2 separate regions of the Homo sapiens genome follow, and region 2 is linked to region 1. A link is an interaction called in ENCODE POLR2A ChIA-PET data of the cell type or tissue named here. Cell type or tissue: PC-9. All regions are shown on one strand. Links, peaks and the distances in the headings refer to the core of each region. The heading gives the core; the rest is flanking DNA. Region 1 overlaps ARID5B (AT-rich interaction domain 5B). Region 2 has its middle 30 kb from the start of CABCOCO1.

Region 1 (10,952 bases), core at 1-8,000:
CAACTGGGACTTCAGACCTGATCTCACCCCAAATGGAGTCATTACACCTCTGAGTTGATTCCAGCCTTGATAAATTTCTACAGCTTGGCCAGACATTTCCCTTTGCAGCCAGAAATTAAAATATAACTTTACTGTGAAGTATGGGAAGGAATCTTTCACCAAATATGGAGCCAATAGAAGGTATATTTTTCCTTTCTGAAGATGAGGTACACATGCTTGTTACAGTTCCAATAAGCATAGAGAGTTTTTCTAATCTCACATACTGTTCACCTCTCAGGTGCTAGACCATGACCATAAAAGTGGAAGAAGAGCTTTTGGGGGTAGGGAACCAAATCAACAGCCAAATACACAAATGTGCTATGTAAATGAGCAGAGAAATGAGAATGTTTCCTCAGCGGGCACAACCCTGGTTGAGCACAGTAAAAGCTAAGCTCCATCTGAGAGAGATGTGAGCCACAGAAGATCTCCATTTTATGGTGTGAACTTGAGTGGAGCAGAAAAAATAGTGTGCCGAGTGTGACAAGCTCTCCCCATAACCAAGACAGGTGAGAAAGAGGCCTCCAGTGTCACCTCCCAACAGGCAAGGATGTGAACTGAAAGTCTGGGGCACCAAACCACGGAGTAAGAAGCCACGCTGACATGAAGAACGAGCCTATAGCGGGGCCCATCTGAGCCAACAAAATGGCGGCAGAGTGCAACACAGAGTCTGTGTGAAAGACTCAGTTTGCCCAAGAGCTACCAAAGCCAAACTGCCTTACATACTTTAAAAATGAGGTAGGTATAACTAGCATCACCTGTATTCTATGCTAAGACACCTAAAAGGTATGGAGTCCACTATTAACAACGATGAAATATAACCATTTGTCACCACAAAAGGTCTCTTTTCTGGGAAAATGATCTGCTCACAGGGGCTTCATTACCTACTCAATGGGCAGCAGATGGACAAGAAAACTTTTTGAAGGCTTTAATGCTCTCTCCATTTGCCCCTGGAAGTGGGTGGGAGAGTTGTTTCTTAGGCCCACTGATAATTCTGATACCTCCCTCCATGGTCCCGGAGTGTGTGTGACCCTAAATGAAGAGAAGAAAGAAAGGTACGTGGTACTGGACACAGCAAGGTGGTGGCTCGGCTCCCATAAAGATGTGTCAGTGTGAGAGAGTTAGCTCAAGGATGACAGCTTTCCTGAACTGGAGTTACATGGATTTCAGGGGACTGTGTTAGAAGCAAGGTGGGAAGGTAGAGAAACCTCATTCAGGTCATTCATATATATTGATTAGGCATTACAATATTAACAGCCACCACCACGCATTACATTCTTATTAATACCAGGCACTCTGCATGCTTTAATTTCAACCATTACAGAAAGAAATATCTACAGATATATTATTTTATCTCATTTTATGGATGACAAAACTGAGGTTCAGAGCTAAACGATTAAGTGACTAGTCAATGGCACACAGCTATTTAGTGTCAAAATTTTGAGTTCGACCACCAAACTGCCTGCCTCTGCTAGTCCAGCTATCTTCATCTCAAAAAGGTGGCTGTGCATCTTCATACACAGATGTATCAACACGGAGACATACCAACACGGAGGAGATACTGAAAGATCACTCCTGCCTGGGTTAAGTGAATTCCTAGCTCCTAAGGAGTTACCTGAGAAACTGGAGTGAGCATTCTCCTTTTCTCAGAGGCAACAGGCCTATAAAATACATATGTAGCCATTCCACAAAGGGTCAACCTCCTACATCAGAAGAAGCCCTATGGCTTGGGCACTGGGCAACTACTCTTACAATATGCTACAATAACCATGCCATAGCTCTTCAAAAGGTAGTGATACTAGTTGGATCATGCCCAACTTAATATCGGATGGTAAGAGAAACTTGAGAATCATATCCTCCATGAATTCCAGCCTCTAGGACTTAATCTTACCAAGCCCAAGCTTCCCATGGTCTCCCTAATAAAGCTCCTTTGGGGCTTTCTATGATGTCTCCATGCCACATGTAAGAGCATCTAGACTAATGTTGTTCCTATGCCTTTCAAATGACAACCACATTGAAGAAAGTTGGAATGGACTTAAGGAAGGCTGATGTTATGTCCCAGGGATTAAAATGCATGCTTATTACAGTGAACACAGACCATGCATGGTGCCTAGCCCTCTACAATGCCAGCCAGCAACAACTGCAGCAATGACTCTTCTCAATGAAAAAAGCCCAATGACTTCAGAATTGAGTTGTATGGATCCATTTCAAGGGCAGATGAACATTATTTCAAGAATAATAAACCCAATACTGTTTTGTTTTGAGACAGGGTCTCATGCAATCACGGCTTACTGCAGCCTTAACTTCCTGGACTCAGATGATCTTCCCACCTCAACTCCCTGAATAGATGGGACTACAGGTATGCGTCACTGCACGTGGCTATTTTTTTTATTTTTAGTAGAGATAGGGTATCACCATGTTGCCCAGGGTGGTCTCAAACTCCTGGGTACAAGCAATCCACCCACCTCGGCCTCCCAAAGTGCTGGGATTACAGGGTAAGCCACTATGCCCAGCCAACATGGCAGTGTTTTCAATGTGATGTGTACCCCACAAATGATGGAAGCCAGTGTCAAAATATAAAAATAGGCAAACAACTATTGCATTTAAGCCCCATGCATGTTAGATCCTACTGGTTCCAGAACTTCTGAAATGTTCAACAGTTCTCCCACAACATTTATTATTTTGGTCAAACTTTGTAGTAACTTACACAAAAACAAAATGTTCCAAGAGGTTTTCAGTGGAAGAGTTAAGAATATACTTTAATGGTAAACAATTACATTCTTCTGTCATATGATACTTTTTTTCCCTTTTCTTTTTTGGAAACATGCTTTCTGAATTTTCAATAGTTCCTTTGTGAAGGCATCTGTTACTCACATAACTGAAAAGATGTTTGTGCAGTGGCATGCTTGAGAGTACAGTTATTTAATCTTAATGATAAAACCCTGAGGACAGAAAATCACAAGTAGAAACCTTTTGTTATTTATCAAAAAGAAAAGGGCTAAGACACCTAATCTATTCTCAAATTTAAATTCATGCTTGATGAAAACTATCAATAAAACATGGGACCTGCAAGGTTTCTTAAATACTATAGTTAGGTTCAAAGGATGGGACAGAGGAAGTAGGATAAAAACAAAAATGAGACAATAAAGGAGCTCGACAAAGAAAAACTGCTGTTTGGCAAGCTTTTTTTTTGGGGGGGGTCAAACAAAGAACTCGCTGTAGTTTACAGCATGACATACACACTTGATTAGTTTGTGCCTGAGGGTGTTTTTACACTCAACAGTGTAAACTCTAACTTCTATTAATTACAACTTGCATTTAGAGGCAAATTTAAGAATTTTTAAATAGAGATTTTTTTCAAAGGCTGTTGTTTATTTTTTTAAAATAGAAACCAGTTTTTCTACTCCAGGGTCTGGCTAGAGTTTTGTTTTCCTTTCTAAAAGTTTCTTGAAATATCCAGGCATTGGAAAGTTATCAGAGCATTTTAGGCATGCTGAGTGATACAGACTATGCGGCTCTTGTGTATGAAATTACCTGACTGTCCTTTGGAGAGAAATTCTTTACAGATGACAAGATGAAGCTACTCTGGGTGTAGGGTGTTTGCATTGAACTGACTCAGAGCCCTGTAAGAACAAGCTTGGTGGAGTGTAGATGGAAGAGAAGCTGTACAACCTCAGTCAGCCTAACTCTGGGCAACTTGTTTTCAGTTTCCTGGGCTTCTGGTTGTTGATAGGGCTAGGATGCCCTCTGTGGGTTTAGGGAGATGAGAGTGGCAGGGTGGCCGTGTTGCAGAGGTAAGCCCAATAGGGGCCACAGGTCAGGACTGCCATGAGAAAGACAGTGTTGGGAAAGGAAATGCAAGTCCATTGACTGGGTAACCTTACCATGGATGAGGATGGGCAGAGTCTACCCACCGCACCTTAGGATAATAGTTCATAGACATGAGAGGATAAACTACACTACCTGCCTTTGGGGTATGTGACTTGGAAATTCAGCCTTAGGACTTTCCTGACAGCCCCTACCTTTTTATACACATTTTCCAGAGGGGACTTTGCTCATTTCAGTTGAAATTTCTCTCTTCCTTCTTTGATCCCTGTTGAACTTATTTTTTTTAATTACATAAAACTAGTTTTTATAGATGTAGTTTTTTTTTTTTTTTTTGAGACAGAGTCTCGCTCTGTAGCCCAGACCGGAGTGCGGTGGCGTGATCTCGGCTCACTGCAACCCTCCACTTCCCATATTCAGCCATCCCGTGATTCATCCCGTGATTCTCGTGCCTCAGACATCTGAGTAGTCAGGATTACAGGTGTGTGCCACCAGCCCCAGCTAATTGTTGTATTTTTTAGTAGAGGCAGGGTTTTACCATGTTGGCCAGGCTGGTTTCGAACTCCTGGGTCTCAAGTCATCTGCCCGCCTCGGCCTCCCAAAGTGCTGGGATTATAGGCGTGAGCCACCATGCCCACCACAGACATAGATATAACTCTCTTCCATGTGTGTACGGCCTTTGACTCAGATCTTGTGATGGGTTAGATAAACCAAGGATCATGGCATCTTCCAGTTCTAATGAGTCGTGGTGGCTCCCTGGGGATGCCATACTGAGAAGAATTCTGAGGCTGAACCCGGGCTCACCGGAAGCAGCATCCTGTTCCTTTAGCAATCTCAGCTATGAATGTGGTGGCAAGGGTACCTCCTCATTGTTTGCCAGCCAATTCTCAACTCTTTGCTTTATATGTTCTCATTACCCCTGAGAGTGCTCTCTGCACATGGCAGATGTCCAAAAAACACCGATTGGGTTTTGAGGGCAGCAGTAAATAAAAAAGACAGTTAATCAAATGGCAAATCTATCCTATCCAAGAAAATGCAACAGGCCAGTAGGAGAGGGCTTCTTGCCCATTCCAAATGTAATCTTAGGCTGTGTTGATAGACTGACACTGCCCGCATCCTGAGAAATACTACATGCCACATCTGGAGTAGCTTTGGGTATTCTGAGTGACACAAACTGGAGGCGCCTGCATGAGAGCAAGCCGAGCTGGTGAAGGTCCATTACTGACGCTCTGAGGCTTGGTTGAATGGAACAGGAAGACCTGAAGTGAAAGAGGAGCTTTGACAAGCTCCTGGACGCTGATCAGAGCAAAGGGAGCAGACATGTGGCGAGTCGTCCTCCGAAGGCAAGGCAAGGTCAATGGGAAGCCACAGAGGGTGTTTTGCTCAGCACACGGAAGAGTGTGTAGAGCAGAGTAAGAGCGCCTGGAACCCTGAAGCTTCCTCTAGGCCCTCCCACTGCAGGGCGCTGTATCAGAGGCTGGAGAGCCTAGTGTCAAGCATATTTCAGTCTTTGTGGAACTTGGCATCCTGTAGGCTATATTTTGCCCCTGGGCATGTTTGATTTAGCTTATATAAAATATTTTTTTAAATATTGGAGCCAGTGTTTGTAAGTTAGGTTATTTCACATTAAAAAAATATCTTGAAAACATAGAAGGTCAGGAAGCGCACAGACGGCATCTACCTACAGCAACAGTGTGGGCTGGTCCCTTTGGGCTCTCTGGCCCGGGCTGTGCGTGCCAGTTTCACACTTTCCAGCCGTGGCCCCTGCACTCATCTTTGCTACCTGCCTCCATAAATATCTGAGTTTGTGGCCAAGATGTAGGAGCGGACCTTCTCCACTGACCTGGGTGAAAGACGAGTTTTCTAAATTTCCCATCTGATGCTGACTGATGCTTTTGTAAACAACCATAAAAATGAATTACTAGAAAAATGGAATTCAAAAGGAGGCATACAAAACACAAGCCCCAAGTTTTTATTAGCTTCAACAGACATAATGTTATTCTGGCAAATTTCAGCGTAAGTGTATCAATGCTTATTCGCAATTGCTGTGCTTATTAGCTTGTTATGGGCTAGTAGAAAACAGTTCATGGACAAGTCAGAAAATCTCATTTGAGTAGCACTGGTCTAGGGAGTTGCTAGGGGTCCTCTTAAATATACAATTCTGAGATGTGGCCTGTGACTTTCTGAATTGCGTATCTATTAACTCCAAGGGTGTCCAAATGAGCAAGAATACATGGAATCATGTCCTTGATGTGCACAGAACTGTAACTCACCTTTCCTTCCCCAGCCTTTATCCATGGTATGATTAGGTGGGTTCCTTAGAACCTGATATATTTTTGGTCCTTAACTTAAAGCACATGCTTATCTTATTCAAAACATGAAGCCTCCCACACTCTACCTTATACCTTCAGAGAAAAAAGGCAGAAGCTCCAGCTATCACCCAGTATCTGCCCAAGTACATCTGGCTTGGGTACAGCTCACCTTAAGTCCCTGCAAAGAAAGCTGCCTCAGCCATGCAGGGTGACAATCTTGTCCAAGGAATGCTTATGGTAAAAGCAAAAGGTTGGATTTGAAATTAGGCATTATGTGTGCAAGAAGATGAAGAATAGTTGCTAATTTCCCTCACAAACAAATACATTTGTTTATGATTTTGATTTTCTAAATACTCAAAAATGCACATCATAAAGTACTTTTGCTTTAATGCTCCTTTTAAAATCCCTAATAACAACTTCATGTGCTCCACAGAAACAGACCATGTAATTTATTCAGGAAAATTAAAACCAGTAATCTAGCATTCTGAGTAAAGATTTTTTTCCCCCTGCATGGACTTTAAAAACATTTTTTAAAAAGGGAAATCTGCATGTGAAAACAAAGCCTTTAAAGTGATTTACTATTCCAGAAAATCAAGCTAAGAGAATTCCATAAAAGTAGTCGTTTTCCTTTTTGTTCCTTTACTGATAAAAATAAAGTGAACTGGTTACTTTTAAGTAAAGAGTTAGACAAGAAAGAAAATGTTCCACTTAGAAAGAATGAGGTGGGTATTTTTCTTTGCATCAAAAGCTACAGTAACTTCATCTATAAATCCTGAGCAAGAAATGTCCAGAATAACCACATTTCATAAGCTTTGCTGAGTTTGAGACATCTACATAGCAACAGCCTTGCGATGGGAAAACATTAATGCTTTTTATATTGGTAATCATCTGTAACATGAGCAATTAAGTACAGTACTAATGGACTATGGCCAGGAGCCTGGTACTAATATTAAAAACTGACAGAGATGAATAGATTTGGAAGCAAAACCCGGCTGACAAAGACATTTTTATGAAGTGCTTGGACCTATTTGATTTAAACCAATCAGAGGCAAGTTTGTACGAGTCAGGCCTTCAGTGACAATGATGTATTCACAAGCATTGTACCATTTCTGCTTTGCCTTAAATAAAAACACCCATTGATTCTTTTCAACAACCCACACTTTCATTATTGCACTCATTAATAAACCAAAAGTGCTCAACTAATATACAAGTAACATTTTACTGAGGAACTGGCTACATTTTTCTTGTTGTAAAATGAAAACGTTTACTGGAAACATGAACCACAGTGCATGAAAAATAAATCAGTGGATAATGCATAGAGATCACTCACTTCTTCATCTTCTAGGAAAGCAAAGCTGGTGGCAGGGAAATAGGAAAAAGAGCAGTTCTCTTTATCGGAGTGAAAAGAATGAGAACAGAAGAACCCGCAGCCTAGTAGGAAGAGCTCTCATCATCCTGATTTGGTTTGGAAGGCTTTACAAAATTCCAAGGGCATTTCCAGACTAGATATTTGCCCACAAAGTCCTGACCATTCTCAACTCATTGACCCTTCTTGAAAACAGTGTTCCTTCACCAATCCAGTCATCTCTGTTTTATCTGTTCATGCAACCTGTGACTAGCAAGAATGAATGAAATCCACCATAATCATGAAGTTTTAGCCCAGAGCTTCAGTCTCTTCTTGGATATATGTGCATGTCCTCTGCCCTTCTTTGGTAGAACCAATTAAAAGGAAGACATCTAGAACGGTAATCCTAGCTTTTTCTCCCCACCACAACACATAGGATTATGGGTGATTCCTCTTGGAGAATGATTGATTGAACATTGAGAGAGGCACTGTTGTAAATAAAATCAATGATCTTCAAATTTTGGTAGTTAGCGGTTGCATCTGATCACAAGGATGTGAGAGGAGTCTAGATGGCAAAAAGGAAATACCAAGGAAAGGTAAAGGACCTTGCTAATCACCCTGGGACAGCTATGCTCCAACAACACAGTTGGAGGCTCCACACTGCCAATTTTTGGTGTTGCCACACATAAAATGGGCTCTGCATATGGGGTTCCCACTTGGCGGATGGCCTATTGTCTTTCAACTCCAAATCCACCCTTCTGTACTCTGCTTGCTGATGCTAGGACTGGAATTCTGTAAATTACACATCCCTTTTGTCAGCTATCTTCCTGTTACTATTCTGCAAACAGTGTGTCCTGGGAGGCAGGGAGAGAAAAGGAATCTCCTTTCCATTTCACTTGTTCACATAAGTGTCAACTCCACAATGCATTAACAGCAGCAGTGGGTTGCAGCCTCTAGTTTCAACAGTCCCCCAGCAGTTTCAGCGCGTGTCCTCTGAGGTCTGGCAGCAGCCAGGGAGCACCGCCTCCTCAGGTTTCAGCCCAGCTCTGCAGTGCTCCACCTCTGAGCTCCCGAAGCATCAGTGCTGGTTGGGTGACTCCTTCTTACCAGGGACCTGAACCCCAGCTCTGAGGCACATTCTCCAAACTTCTGGGTGGTGACAACCAACCTCTCTTCTCTGTTCTGTCACCCTAGGGAACTTACAGTTGTTGCCCCCGTGTTAACTTAGTGCCTCACACCAACCCCTGTTTAAGCAACTGCCTATGGTGAAGTCTCTTTGTTGAATACCCAGTGTGGTTTCCATTTTCCTTACTGCACCCTGACTCATACACTGACCAAATTCTGGATTTGGAAAAGTGACACCACTCTTCAAAAAGTTTAATCGAGTGAGAAAGCAAACCTTTATGGAATATCCAATCTGGTCCCAAGAATAGGGAGAGAAGAGAAAAATTTTAAGACATCTTTAATCATGTTTCTTAATTGCTAAAGTTTGTGGTATATCTACTAAAATTTTCTAATGTGATTGAAAGCTTTCAGGAATCTCCTGAAAGAAGTAAATAATCAAAAGTACACAATCTTCAGAAGAATCCTACTTTTATTCACAGACCTGCTCAATCACACACACACACACTACTATGGGTTGAGTCCTTCTCTCCATGCCAAACCTTCTCTCTTTTTTTTTTTTTTACCATGTGATACTTTGTAATTAATTTGATTGATGTTTTCATTCTTTAACTAGATGAGCTAACAGCTGAGATACACTCCTTTTTCAAGCTTTAATTGCTATCTGCTCCTTTATGTTTGATGGTTCAGGTGTTGAGGGCATTTGCATATAAAGGACAGGGATGTCCACTCTCAAAACAGAATCTATTTGAAAACAGGGACAGAGTTTCTAGTAAAAATGTTCTGGCTGGGTGTGGTGGCTCACGCCTGTAATCCCAGCACTTTGGGAGGCCGAAGTGGGTGGATCATGAGGTCAAGAGATCGAGACCATCCTGGCCAACATGGTGAAACCCCGTCTCTACTAAAAATACAAAAATTAGCTGGGCGTGGTAGCACGTGCCTGTAGTCCCAGTTACTTGGGAGACTGAGTCAGGAGAATCGCTTGAACCTGGGAGGCAGAGGTTGCAGTGGGCCGAGATCATGCCACTGCACTGTAGCCTGGTGACAGAGGAAGACTCCGTCTCAAAAAAAAAAAAAAAAAAAAAAAAGTTCTGAATGAAGCCTTGACTCATAAGTCAAAAACAAGTAGCCTGTGGTTCCTTAGACATTATTTTCGGAACACTCACCTGAGATATCAGTGCTACTTTGTACTAGGACATCAGTGGTGTACCTTATACATACAGTGAGAATGGGTGAGTTTTTGTATTAAACACTGACAGAAATAACATATTTTAAAAATTGATGTGTTGTATTGAAAAACAATGCTATAAAGAGTAATAATTTGAACATCTATTATCAATTTTTAAAAATCCTTCTGAATTACAACCCTGCCAAGTAAGGCAATCCTTTGGGAATACTTTGTAGCAATTTTTCATGGTGTACTAAACCCAATTCAATTTATTATTACAAAAACATTCTTGTTGAACGGCCATACTAAAGCTGAGTTAAATGCAATACAGATAAAAGTAAAATTGAACTTGGAAAAAAAGGACTAAGAATTGATGAGTTAAATGGTATTGCCTGAGGATGTACGTATAAGACCCAAAGGGAAATGCCAGTTATAAGGAAGTTGGTAATGACCTAAACAAATTAAGTATGGGCTTGAAGCATAGAGGGATAATGCATTAATCTGCTAACTGGTCTTTAACGGTGTGAATAATGGAGTCCTAATGCAAACGGGAAATCCACTCCTGTGGATGCAACATAGTAGGCTAATTTTGCATTACTTCTTGTTTGCATCCTCATCATCTTTCTGAAATAGGCTGAAATTGTTAGAAAACCAAGCCACACAGAGCTTGGTAAGAAGATTCCGTAGAAGAAAAATACCAGGATGAAATAAAACAACAGATTTGATCTGGGGCCATTTCTCTTACTATGAGAAATCCTTACTTTTCAATGCTAATATTATGAGAAGTGCTTACTTTTCAATGTCAACCTCAGAGTAGCATTGCAGATTTTTCAGAAGCTAAAGGTTCTCATGTTAAGAGAGCCTAAAGAGAACATCCTGAGTAATCTATGCTTGTGGGGAAAAAAAAAAAAGGCATTGTCAGGCAGGTGGTCACATGACAGAACCAAACTAAAAGAACATCTAATTTTAGCCCCTGTAACAAGAGAAAGCCATGTTCCCTAAAAATCACAAGGCGGTATGCAAAGTAAAATGCCAGAGGGAAATTTTCAGTTTCCCAAAAGGTCATTTAGACTTCCTCTGTCTTATCCTTGACCAGAAGCTCCTTTCAATTAACACACTTTTAACTAAGCAATTCCATGAAATG
Region 2 (11,849 bases), core at 3,661-11,660, 450 kb after region 1:
CACTCATCAGATTTTACATGGCCAGAGGTTCAATTAATAAAAAACTTTTTCTGTTAATTAGAAATGACCCAAGATACCTGACATTGTTCTTGTGGCTTCCAGTCACCCACAGACTTACTGTGCTTATTTATTGCTTAGTGGCAATATTTTATTGGCAATGTGTCAGTTTGTTAGATTGGGTTATTCTGTGTAATGTTGCAAAACATTCCTTATTTTCTTTTCCTTCTGAAAGTTTGTGTTCCTCTAAAGAGGTTCTGTAGAATAACGTTCCATTAGTAATTTTGAGAGGTGCCACCGGTGGGGTCTAGAGCTATGGGAAGTAGAAGGTGTAAACAGAATGCATTTGCTTGTTTATATACAACCTGGTAGATGTCTAAAGAAAATTGAGTATTATTATGATTGAAAACATTAAATCAAGTCATCAAAGGAATTAAATCAGGTCACAAAAGGAATATCTACTTAATTATCACATACAGTAGATGATTTTAGTCTCCTATTCAAGGACTACACCTGTAACCTCACATAGGGTTGCTGTGAAATCTTCCTTCAACAAGGCTCACTGGACACTAAGAGCTGAAAGGGAAGTTAAGTATTGTTCAGTTCAAATGCTCAACATGACTAATCATCAGGGTTTTAGTCTAATTAAAACCACAGTGAGGCCGGACGCGGTGGCTCACGACTGTAATCCCAGCACTTTGGGAGGCCGAGGCGGGCAGATCACGAGGTCAGGAGATCGAGACCATCCTGGCTAACACGATGAAACCCCGTCTCTACTAAAAATACAAAAAATTAGCCGGGCATGGTGGCGGGTGCCTGTAGTCCCAGCTACTTGGGAGGCTGAGGCAGGAGTATGTCATGAACCCGGGAGGCGGAGCTTGCAGTGAGCCGAGATAGCGCCACTGCACTCCAGCCTGGGGGACAGAGAGAGACTCCGTCTCAAAAAAAAAAAAAAAAAAAAAAACCACAGTGAGATATCAACTCATACCTGTTAGAATGGCTTTTATCAGAATGACGAAAGATAACCAGTGTTGGTGAGGATGTGGAGAAAAGAGGCCCCTTGCACACTGTTGGGGGGAATGTAGTACAGACATTGTGGAAAACACCATGAAGGTTGCTCAAAAAATTAAAGATAGGACTACCATATGATCCAGCAGTCCCTCTACTGGATACATATCCAAAGAAAATGAAATCAGTATCTCAAAAAGATACCTGCACTCCTGTGTTCATTGCAGCATTATTCATAATAGTCAAGATATGGAATTAACCTAAGTGTCCATCAATGAATGAATGGATAAAGAAAATGTGGTATACACACACAGTGGAATACTATTTGTCCTTTCAAACAATGAAATTCAGTCATTTGTGAAACATGGATAAACCTGGAGGACATTATGTTAACTGAAATAAGCCAGGCATGGAAAGATAAATATCACATGATCTCACTTATATGTAAAATCTAAAAAAATTAAACTCATAGAAACAATGAGTAGAATGGTGGTGGGTGGTGGAGAATTGGGGAGACATTGGTCAAAGGATACCAGCTTTCAGTTAGACAAGAAAAATAACTTCAAGAGCTCTATTGTACAACACAGTGACTGTAGTCAATAACAATGTATTGCATGCTTGAAAATAGCTAAGAGAGTAGATTTTAAGTGTTCTTACCATAAAATAAATTTTTGGTAAGAAAGTGTGGTATGTGAAGTGAGGCATATGGCAATTAGTTTGATTTAGCCATTCTACAATGTATATATATTTTGAAACATCACATTATACAACATAAATATATACAACTTCTATTTATCAATTAAAAGATAAATTAGCAAAAAAAAATTATTATTTAGTTTGCCAGGCTATTTGCCAAGTGAGGAGCCTGAGGCCCAGAAGGTAGCTGAATTACCCAGCTTCTTGCATCTAGACCACATCTCTTCCTTGTACCACTCTGCCACTTACATGAGGGCCCTGGATTCTGAAAGTTCTCTGAGATTCTATGGTTCATTATTTTGTTGTGCTTTGGAATCATGTGGTTCTTTATTTTTCTTGTGAGTGCAGGATATATTTCCATAGTAATACAAACTACTTTTTGTAGTTTAGTAAATGAAAAGTGTTTACATGCCTGGGGGCGGTGGCTCACGCCTGTAATCCTAGCACTTTGGGAGGCCAAGGCAGGTGGATCACCTGAGGTCAGGAGTTCGAGACCAGCCCGGCCAACATGGTGAAACCCTATCTTTACTAAAAATAAAAAATTAGCCAGGCATGGTGGCACATGCCTGTAATCCCAGCTACTTGGGAAGCTGAGGAAGGAGAATCTCTTGAACTCCAGAGATGGAGGTTGCAGTGAGCCAAGATTGCGCCACTGCACTCCAGCCTGTGTGATGGGAGCGAGACTCCATCTCAAAAAAAAGAAAAAAGAAAAAAAGAAAAGTATTGACATACATGGAGGATGTAGTAAAATTTCTTTTCATTTACTAATGTTTGGATACATGGTGGATTCAGAGGCTGAGCTTTGCTGTCTGACCGGCATGGATCCAAGTACTGACCCTGCCACTTCTTCAGTGACATTTGGTAAGTTACTTAACCTAAACCTTAGTTTCTTCATGAGCAAAATAGCATTTGTTTAGTTGTATGAGCATAGTGAGTAGTCAATAAATATTGCCCTCATTATCATTCAATAAATACTTATTAGATTAGTTGAATCTGGAAACAAAATTCAAGGGCTTCACTACCTTTAAAAATGTTTCTCATTCCATATTTTTTAAAAAAGTGATAGTGATAGTATTTAGAGACAAAATTTGTGAATTTGTTCAAGTATGTTCCTTATTGGTGATATTTCTAGATTTATGGACTTCATGACCTATGTGTGCTGAACTTGTCTGAATGACACAGAACAAAAACAACCCAAAAGGTAATTTATTGACTTACTGGTGAGTCAGAGGTAGGTCAGAATTCAGGCCAGGTTTGATCCAGAAATTGAAACCATGTTACCAAAGATCCCATTTACTTTCTGACTATCCTCTTTGCCTGCCAAAGTGTCTACTTCATCCAAGAAAGGCTCAGTTTCTGGGAACTGAATGCTTCCTAATTCAAATTAAGTAGTGAAAGAAAATCTCTTTTGGTAGCTCTCAAAGAAGAGTATAGAAATTTATTTTTTAAAGAAACTCTCAGCAAAGATCTTCTTGTGTTTCATTGACCCCCACTAGGATCTGGTTGTTATGTCAGAGATTGAATGTGTTAATTGGTTAGCCAGAATCCATTTCTGGTGTGGAGAATAGAGTCAGCTTTTCCTGTGCTAAATACTATGTTGGAGAAGCAAGGACACACAAAAGGAGATTAGGGAATGCTTACTCAGAGAGAAGGACAATGGATAAAAGTAGGCCAAAATATGCACTACATATTCCCAAAGCTACTGGTGTGTTCCAAATTTGAGGTCTCGTGTTAGATGTGACCTCAGCTCTCTATTTTATATAACATCGAATTATTTTCCTGTACACTGATTAAAAGTCATTATGAACATAGTATATTAGCATGGAGGTATTTAAAGAATTACATCTATTTGTACTCAAACTTTCTCAATCTCTTCCCAAAGCAGTGACCCACAGAAGAGTTTGCTATTCTTGGACAGGAGGTCTAGATTAATTATAATAAATATAGCACATTCTGAGCAATTCTGAATCTGGAGTGTGGTATTTGAAGCTTTGAAACCAAAGACAAATTACTGGCATTATTTTGTATTATCATGTAACTGAATTTTCATCTTCAGAAAAAAGTCTTATTAAGCAAGATAGAAATGAGACTGTAATGGATTCATTGGAATCATTTTGGCCAAAACCACATTTTCTACTTTTAGCAAATTACAGCATTATCAACATGTAATCCTTCTTATTTTCCCACATATTATTTAACAAAATATTAGTCAAGTTGGAAATTATTTTTTTGTTGCTATCAAGGAAATGTATGCTCTCAATTCTGGCATCCTTCAAGCATTTACAGATGATACTTCACAAATGTCTGAGGATACAGTGTTTATCCAAGCTGCAGTAGACTAAAAATAATTATGGCTCCAAAGTGGTTTGCATCCCCATGGAGAATATATACCTCACTGACAGGAAAATAATCACAGAACCAAATGATACCAAGTACAACAAAGTGATGCAACCGTAAACTCTCAGAGAACTTTCAGAATACAAAATTATTTTGGACTTTGTGGTTTTTGAGTGCACCAATGAGTCTCATGATAGTGACTGAGTTCCCTAGAAGAATGCAGTATTTTGGACAGTCTGTTAGTACTTGGAGCCATGGATTTTTTTGAGTCAGATGAAAGACACAAATACTCATACCAGAAAACTGCTTTTCCACCCCAAATTTTGTATAGCGTTTTGGGGGTTCATGTACTCCCTACAGCTCATTTTTAGACCTAAGTAAATATAAACCATTTTTTATCAGAATGCAAAATGCAGCCCGCCTTCCTTGAATTTTAAAATTTAATATCTGGCTTCTTACTGGCAAAGATGTGATTTGAAAGACCTGAGTTCAATGTTCCCCAAAATATATTTCTAGTAGTTTAATCTAACAGGAATAAGAACCTAAGAAGGAGTAAGAAAAATGTAGCATCAATGGATTCTTCTAATGCCTTACACATAGTAGGTACAATGAGTCTTATATAAATTAATGAAAAGTCAGTCTTAAAATTATGCAGAGCTAGCAGCTCAATTCCAATGTTATAAAAGCAATAATGGGCAAGTACTTATTAAATGATTCCCGGTTATTTTTGTCATACACAAACTACTTCATTATTGTACAATTTTTAGGCTTCTAAATAAAGTTTTCTTAATATGTGAATTCACTGGAATACACAAAGTAGTTAAAGTGCCTGGCTAGTTTCCTTCCATTTTTTTGCCTTTATAACTTCAGTGAAGTGTTATTTTTTAAAAATACATAATATATCATGTTTATGCTGGTACACAAATAATTCCATGAAGATGTTTCTTACATTCTAGATTTTAGAGTTGATTTTACATCTGTCTTTTGATTTTTATAATTGCTAATAAGCTGAGTGTTTTCTAAAATCAGTGTTCTCACTGGAGAGATCTGAAACATCGACTCAAATGACTGAAAAAACACGACTGGTCCTAACGCTGAGCAAAACTATGTGGAAAATTTGTAATGATTTGTAAACATTTCACACTTATTATGATTCAGATATGGACTGTGGCCCAGAAAAGATTTGGATTTATTTTGATTGTCCCTGTAATTAGCTCAGCAATGTTTTTCTAAGTTATGATTTCATGCTGACTATTAGAAGTTGCACATTGTTGAGATGCCACATGCAAAGAAGTTATGGGATTATATGGCAATAATTAAACACACTATAAGGTAAATTAATCAGGACTGCAAACCAAGAAAACATGAAGTAAATGTAACATAAATAGACTTAAGAAGGCAAACTGATATCTTGTCTTATGTTTTAGATAAAATTCTAAGCACATAGCCCAATTCAATTTTGTACAAGCAGAGAAAAACTACAGTACTAATGAGAAATATGGACTTTGCTACTATATTGTTACCATCAGTGTGGAGATCAAGGGAACATGTGTTGGCCCACATGCTATACTACTGATATCTTTTATTCTGGGATGAGTGACAGCAGGACTGGCTACTAATTTGTGGGGCCCAGTGAAAAATGGAAATGCAGGAGTCCTTGATCACCATTCATTAAGGATTTCAAGATGGCGACCAAAAGTTTTAGACCCAGCATGGGGTTCCACATGATGACCTGTCCTGGTAATAAGAGAAGAAGGGAGTCAGAGAGGTGCTTCTGAATTCCATCTGTCCCTCTCTCCCACTCCTCCTGGGCTCTGCAGAGATGTTCAGACCAAGACCAAGGAAAGAACCAGCTCTCTGTTTGGTACAAGTTTTGAAGGCAAGTAAGATGACAAGGGCTGTTCCTTTCTAAAATCTATCCTCAAGATAGGTTGTGAGGATTAATGAGTTAATATCAGAAATTGCTACAGGGTAAATCTTCACTTGCCTAAAAGAGCATAAAATTTTTATTTTGTCTTTTATGCTTTCTGACAATCCCTTCAGTCTGCCACTAGGCTTTTAGTGGAGCGTGTGGAGAATTTAGGACAAGATGATGAATCTTACTCAAGGGCATCTTGATAGCTTTGCAAACTTAATGCAATAATGTAGGTCTTGGGCCCTGTGTCATGAAGTAAACAAAGACAGCTGAAATTTCAGACAAAAGAGGCTATAGCTCATCTATTGTCATTATTTAGGAGACAAATTACAGCAATGAGTATTTTTTTCCCTTAAAATCCCTTTTATTTTTGCATGTCTACTTAATTTTATTTTGAACAACTAGAAAGCTACAGAGATACTCCGTTGAATGTTTAAAGCTGTAATTTATTTTAAACAGTGCGTACAGAATATATTTTGGCCTTGAAAAGTTAAAAAAAAAAAGGTAGGTTGTACAACTTGGAAGCTGGGTAAAGCCCCAAATGAAGGCTTTTGGAAGAGCTAGGACAGAAGGAAAGTGGCAGTCTTCTTGGGTTTTGCACAAATGTGAGAGTCCAGAGTCCACATAGGCTCCTGCTCTATTGCCACAGCCTGAGCTGTGCCTTTGGTCTTAGGAGCCACCTGAGGGCATCTACTGTTCTGAGTCACTAAAAAAAAAAAAAAAAAGTGCTAATGAGGCATTTAACACTTGTACTGCACTGAGCTAAGAAAGAGGCTGCCTATAAGCAGGGAAAATAGCCAGAGGCAGCCAAAGGTAAGAAAGGAAGGGCAGGGATGCCAGCATACATCTAACAGTTTAGGACAGTAACTGGTTCAACTTTATTTATTTATTTATTTATTTATTTATTTATTTATTTATTTATTTATTTCTGAGATGGACTCTCTCTCTGTCGCCCAGGCTGGAGTGCAGTGGCTCGATCTCAGCTCACTGCAACCTCTGCCTCCTGGGTTCAAGAGATTCTCCTGCCTCAGCCTCCCTAGTAGCTGGGACTACAGGCACATGCCACCACGCCCGCTAATTTTTGTATTTATTTTTATTTTTATTTTTTTAGTAGAGACAGGGTTTCATCATGTTGGCCAGGCTGGTCTCAAACTCCTGACCTCAAGTGATCTCCCTGCCTTGGCCTTCCAAAATGCTGGGATTACAGGTGTGAGCCATCGCGCCTGGCCTGGTTCAACATTTAGACTTGGAGGCTTCTTTTTCTTTGTCCAGTGCCTGCAAACCAGTTCCTTCCTTCAAGGAGCTTTCAGACTTGCAGTGGAGATCAGGATATCAGTAAGTGTGGAAAATAATGATAACTTTGTGAAGGATTTGAAGAAGATAAGGGAAAGAGAGAGAAAAAGAAAACTTTACTAAGGAAGGTGCTTTCAGGAGTCAAACCTTGAGGGCTATTGGTGGGGAAAATGGGCAGAAATGGGAAGGCAACAGGGACTGTACTCTGAAGAGAATATTATGGAATACCTACTGTGCCTGGATGGAGCAGAACACTTTTCATATATCTGTCTCCTGCAGTCTTCACAATAGCACCATGAGACCAACTGCTAATTAGCTTGTTTTTGAGACAAAAAAGGCCTTTATTTCATTAGAGACCCACCCCTGCCTCCCAAAATGGAGCATGATGAAGATCCTTAGAATAGCTAAACACCAAAAAGATTATGGTAACCCCCCTATATAATTCAAAATAAGAATAATTCATAACACGAAACATTCATGTGTATGCTAGAATTAAAACATTAGCTTATGTTCTGAGTTTTTCTTATGGCTAAGTCCTGGGTAAGTTAATTGAGTATGGGCCTGCATCAGGTTTGAGTAGCTCTTCAGCTGCTGCACCTTGGTGAGGTGCTCCAAGCTAGCTTACTGTCTGAAACAATACTGCACCCAAGGGTGACAGAGCCAGTAAGTGGCAGAGGAAGGATTCAAACTTAGGTCGATCTGACTTTTAATAACATGGCTTTTAATAACATGGCTTTCCCAGTGAGCCATGCCTGGGGTGAGTCTAACTCCTGTGTGTCTGCTCACCTCAGGGGGACCTGCTCATCAGTTAGGAGCAGACAAAGAGGTCTTAACAGAACATCTATGAAGAGGTAAAAGGCTTCCTGGGACTCTCTGTAAAACTTTGTCAAAGGGTTTTTCAGTGACATAAACTTCCTCTTATCTATGTTGTATTGTTACATGAGAAAAGCATGCTGCAGAGAAGTATATATATATATATATATATATATAGCAGGACCCCATTTTCTCCTAACAAAATGCTCCTATATCTACATTTATAGATGCATAGATGCTGTCATGTTTGTGGGGTTACCTTAGGTACTTTGGGGAGAAAAGGATAAAAAAGCTGTGGAAAATGATAGGTTCCTAGTGTGATGTAAACGGAACATATGCAATATATCACAGTCAGGCCTCCGACATTGCCACAAATAGGTCATCTTTGAATGTTCCTATGAACATGGTTTCAAGGTAACGTGGTTAAAAGAGAGCACTGGGCTGGGTGCAGTAGCTCACACCTATAATCCCAGCACTTTGGAAGGCTGATGTGGGTGGATCACCTGAGGTCAGGGGTTCGAGACCAGCCTGACCAGCGTGGTGAAACCCCCATCTCTACTAAAAATACAAAAATTAGCCAGGTGTGGTGGCGCACACTTGTAATCCCAGCTACTCAGGAGGCTGAGGCAGGAGAATTGCTTGAATCTGGGAGGTGGAGGTTGCATTTGTGCTATTGCACTCCAGCCTGGGTGACAAGAGTGAAACTCCTTCTCAAAAAAAAAAAAAAAACAACAACAACACAAAAACCAGCACTGCTTTGTTTAGATGATGGGGATATGGGCAGTTTTGGTCTTGGATTTCTTTGGTTATTTGAGTTTAGTTTTTTCTCTATGATAAAACAACAAAACAAACAAAAAAAGAACTCCCCCAATCTGTGGACACTTAGTTGTGCCTATAGGTGTACAGCCAGCAGTGACACACCTTGCAGCATGAGAGGCAACTTCACCAGGCCTCTCGACTCCTCTCTGTGCTTCTGTATAACCTTTTTTTTCTTTATTTTTATATATAACTTTTTTTAAAGACTGGGTCTCACTATGTTGTCCGACTGGCCTTGAACTCCTGTGTTCAAATGATCCTCCGGCCTCAGTCTCCCTCCCAGCAAGTGACTAGAGCTACATGTGCACATTACTGCACCCCGCTCCCCTCTGTGCTTCTAAAGGGGGGCCACCCTCTCTGTTCTCATGGGCCACATGCTGGCATTGACTGAAAGTCCCTAACCACGCACCCCTCCCTGCAGTCAACAGTAACAAACATAGAGGGAGCCCTCTGGGAAGTTGGTAAACAGCAATGCGCATGACCTGTCTAAAGGGGCAGGAGAGACTCCTCTCTTGGAGGCTGTTGCCTTTCAGGATGGTGAGCCCAGTATCTTCAGATCTTCCAGTTCTTCTCAAAAAGTACAAAATTCAGATTAGAGGTGAGCACTCTTTGTTTTTAATGAGTGGCACTGAATCGGATCTGACAAGATGCTATGCAAGCCAAATTGGATACATTTGCAATCACATGCCATTGTGCCTTGAAGGGGAAAGGGCCTAGTTCAATCCTTTAACAAGAGCTCAGGAAAGTTCAAGTTTATGGTTTTTGGATGGGGTGCCATTTAATGTGGGTGAAGTGGTGGAGTGTGGTCGTTAGGTTGGGGAAAACAGAGCATATATAAGAGATTTCACAAAGTCACACACTGGGGAAGAAGGGTACCTGTGGTCCCATAAAAAGACATTGTTGATTCTTTTTGCTGATTTTTCAGTTTTGCTAAGTATCTATCTTTTTCCAGTTATCTTTTCTGTCTTAGACCAATTGTGAAAGTTGAACTCTGAAGCTCAAACTCTAAGAGTGTCATGCTACTTCCATAAGGAGGGAAGACATTCTCTCTCCAATACACACACACACACACACACACACACACACACAGAGCCCACACAGCCCACACAGCCCACACAGCCCAAGCATGAAGAAACGTGAAATGTTGTTTTTCTCTTTTGATTACTTAAGAGTCAGGGGTAGGAAAGAACTGAAGTAAATACTATAGTGCGTCATCGCATGTTCTGAATTCCAGCATAATTCAAACACCTCCCACTAAGATGTGTCATTCTGCCTCTAGGCAGGACTGTTCTTAAATTGTGCTTGACATATTTAAATTGTCCTTGACCTGTGGTGTTCATTAAGCCCTCCTGGGAATTAAGTGTCCTTAGAAATTCTCAGAAAGTATCTCTCTAGAAAATGAAATTCTCTATCTCCATCAAAAAGATAAAGGTATTGCCTTCACTCTGCTGTATCTTAAAGGGGAAAAAAATGTAGGTTATCATGTAGACAGTAGAATTAAGTCAGTGCCAGCAAGTATTCAAGAGGTATGCCTTATATAGCTCATGACTTAATATCGGCAAAAGCCTCCTCCCCAGTCTGTCTTCAGAAAGGAGGCACAAGAATTCTGGAACATCATAGTTATTAATTTTTAAACAGTGCTGGAAAACTACTGCTTTTAAAACATGGAAATATTAAGAATTGTTCTGTGCCCAAAACAGATATTCTTATTTTAGAAAGTGCTTCTTCACCAACTATCATAACATTCTTTTGCAAAGAGCTAGTTAAAAAGGAGTAAAATATTTTCTGCATTGCAAGTCTGTCTTCTCTGTTCTGTTTCAAGCCAATAACTCATTTTATGCAGGCACAAACCAAGAATTTTGAAATTTCTGAGTCATCATCAGAATAGCATATTCTCCATGATCCTGAAGACACGTTTCTTGATAACACTTTGATTACTATATCCCTAGATGGATATCTCTGGTACATTGTCTGTCTAGCAGTCATATATTCCCACCTATTTGTCTTGGTAATTTCAGGCTCCAGAAGAACATATGGGCCATATTCACAACTTCTACCATTTTCAGTGTTTATCTTTATTCCGTCAAATTTCCTAAGAGTTCTTTCCATTTCCCTTCTGTCTCTCTGTTCTCTTCATTTTTTTTTTCTGAGTGTGCTGATCAGTAATTCATTTTTGTAGAGCTCCAGTTTAAAAGTTTGTGGGATAGGGAAGTTCAGTGTTAAGAAAATGGCAGATCCATAGGCTAAGGTTTTAGTCCTTGCTCTGTCATTGTTTAACATTAATAATTCTTATAGGTCATTTAGCATTCATATGTCTTAGATTCACCATTTACCAAATGCAGTGACAGCAGTTTCCTCCTACCAGCTTAGCAGGACTATAGTGGCAATGAATAAAGTACATGAATTACTTTGAGATTCTTTAGAAAAATCTTGAGTTCTTGACCTTACTCTGCCAACAACTCTGTTTGCAGCCTGTGGAAGTTGCTTTGACTGTTCTTTGCTTTGGCTTCTCCATCTGAACAATCTGAGGGATAATTACTTAATCTACTTTACAGAGATGCCTGAGTCTCCATAGGCAATTGTGATACTTTGAAAATAATTTAAGGCAGTATGGTCCAGCTTCTGGAATAGAAAGAATAGTGCACTATGGCTATCAATGGCCTGTTATGTGTAGACACTTGCGCTTTATGTTAATTACATGATCTCTCATAACCTTTTACCATCTCTGCCACGTGTTTATAATAACCTCTATTTTTCATGCAGATGAGAAAACAGGCTTGGTATGTGAAAAACTAGTCCAAAGCCACAAAACCTAGTAAGAGGCAAAACCAGAATTTGAATCTAGTTTGTTTCATTTTTGAGTGTTTTTCAACTTAAATAAGTTATGGCTGGTATATTTTTATTAATTTTTGTTTTTTGAGACGGAGTTTCGCTCTTGTTGCCCAGGCTGGAGTGCAATGGTGCGATCTTGGCT

The links. ChIA-PET counts read pairs that join two places held together with the same protein. Peaks named below come from ENCODE experiments on the same cell type or tissue, not always from the same donor. Only the 100,000 strongest peaks of a DNase experiment are listed, where the experiment ranks them.
Region 2: POLR2A ChIA-PET joins it to region 1 with 15 read pairs; 2 of 35 experiments call an interaction of 5 or more read pairs at or near these places.

What each region holds. Positions count from the first base shown.
Region 1 is chr10:62,069,807-62,080,758 of GRCh38, reverse strand. All of the region lies in intron 8 of ARID5B (AT-rich interaction domain 5B), which reads right to left. Among named protein-coding and RNA genes, the nearest start is that of ARID5B, 170 kb to the right of the region's middle. RefSeq lists enhancers at 446-495, 8,643-8,782. In PC-9, for the core only: a CTCF peak has its summit at 3,804; a DNase peak (open chromatin) is centred at 3,618; H3K4me3 peaks cover 280 bases; H3K27ac peaks cover 2,410 bases.
Region 2 is chr10:61,627,265-61,639,113 of GRCh38, reverse strand. No RefSeq gene overlaps it. Among named protein-coding and RNA genes, the nearest start is that of CABCOCO1, 30 kb to the left of the region's middle. In PC-9, for the core only: no CTCF peak of the experiment used is centred there; DNase peaks (open chromatin) are centred at 5,163, 6,673, 10,093 and 10,743; H3K27ac peaks cover 1,183 bases.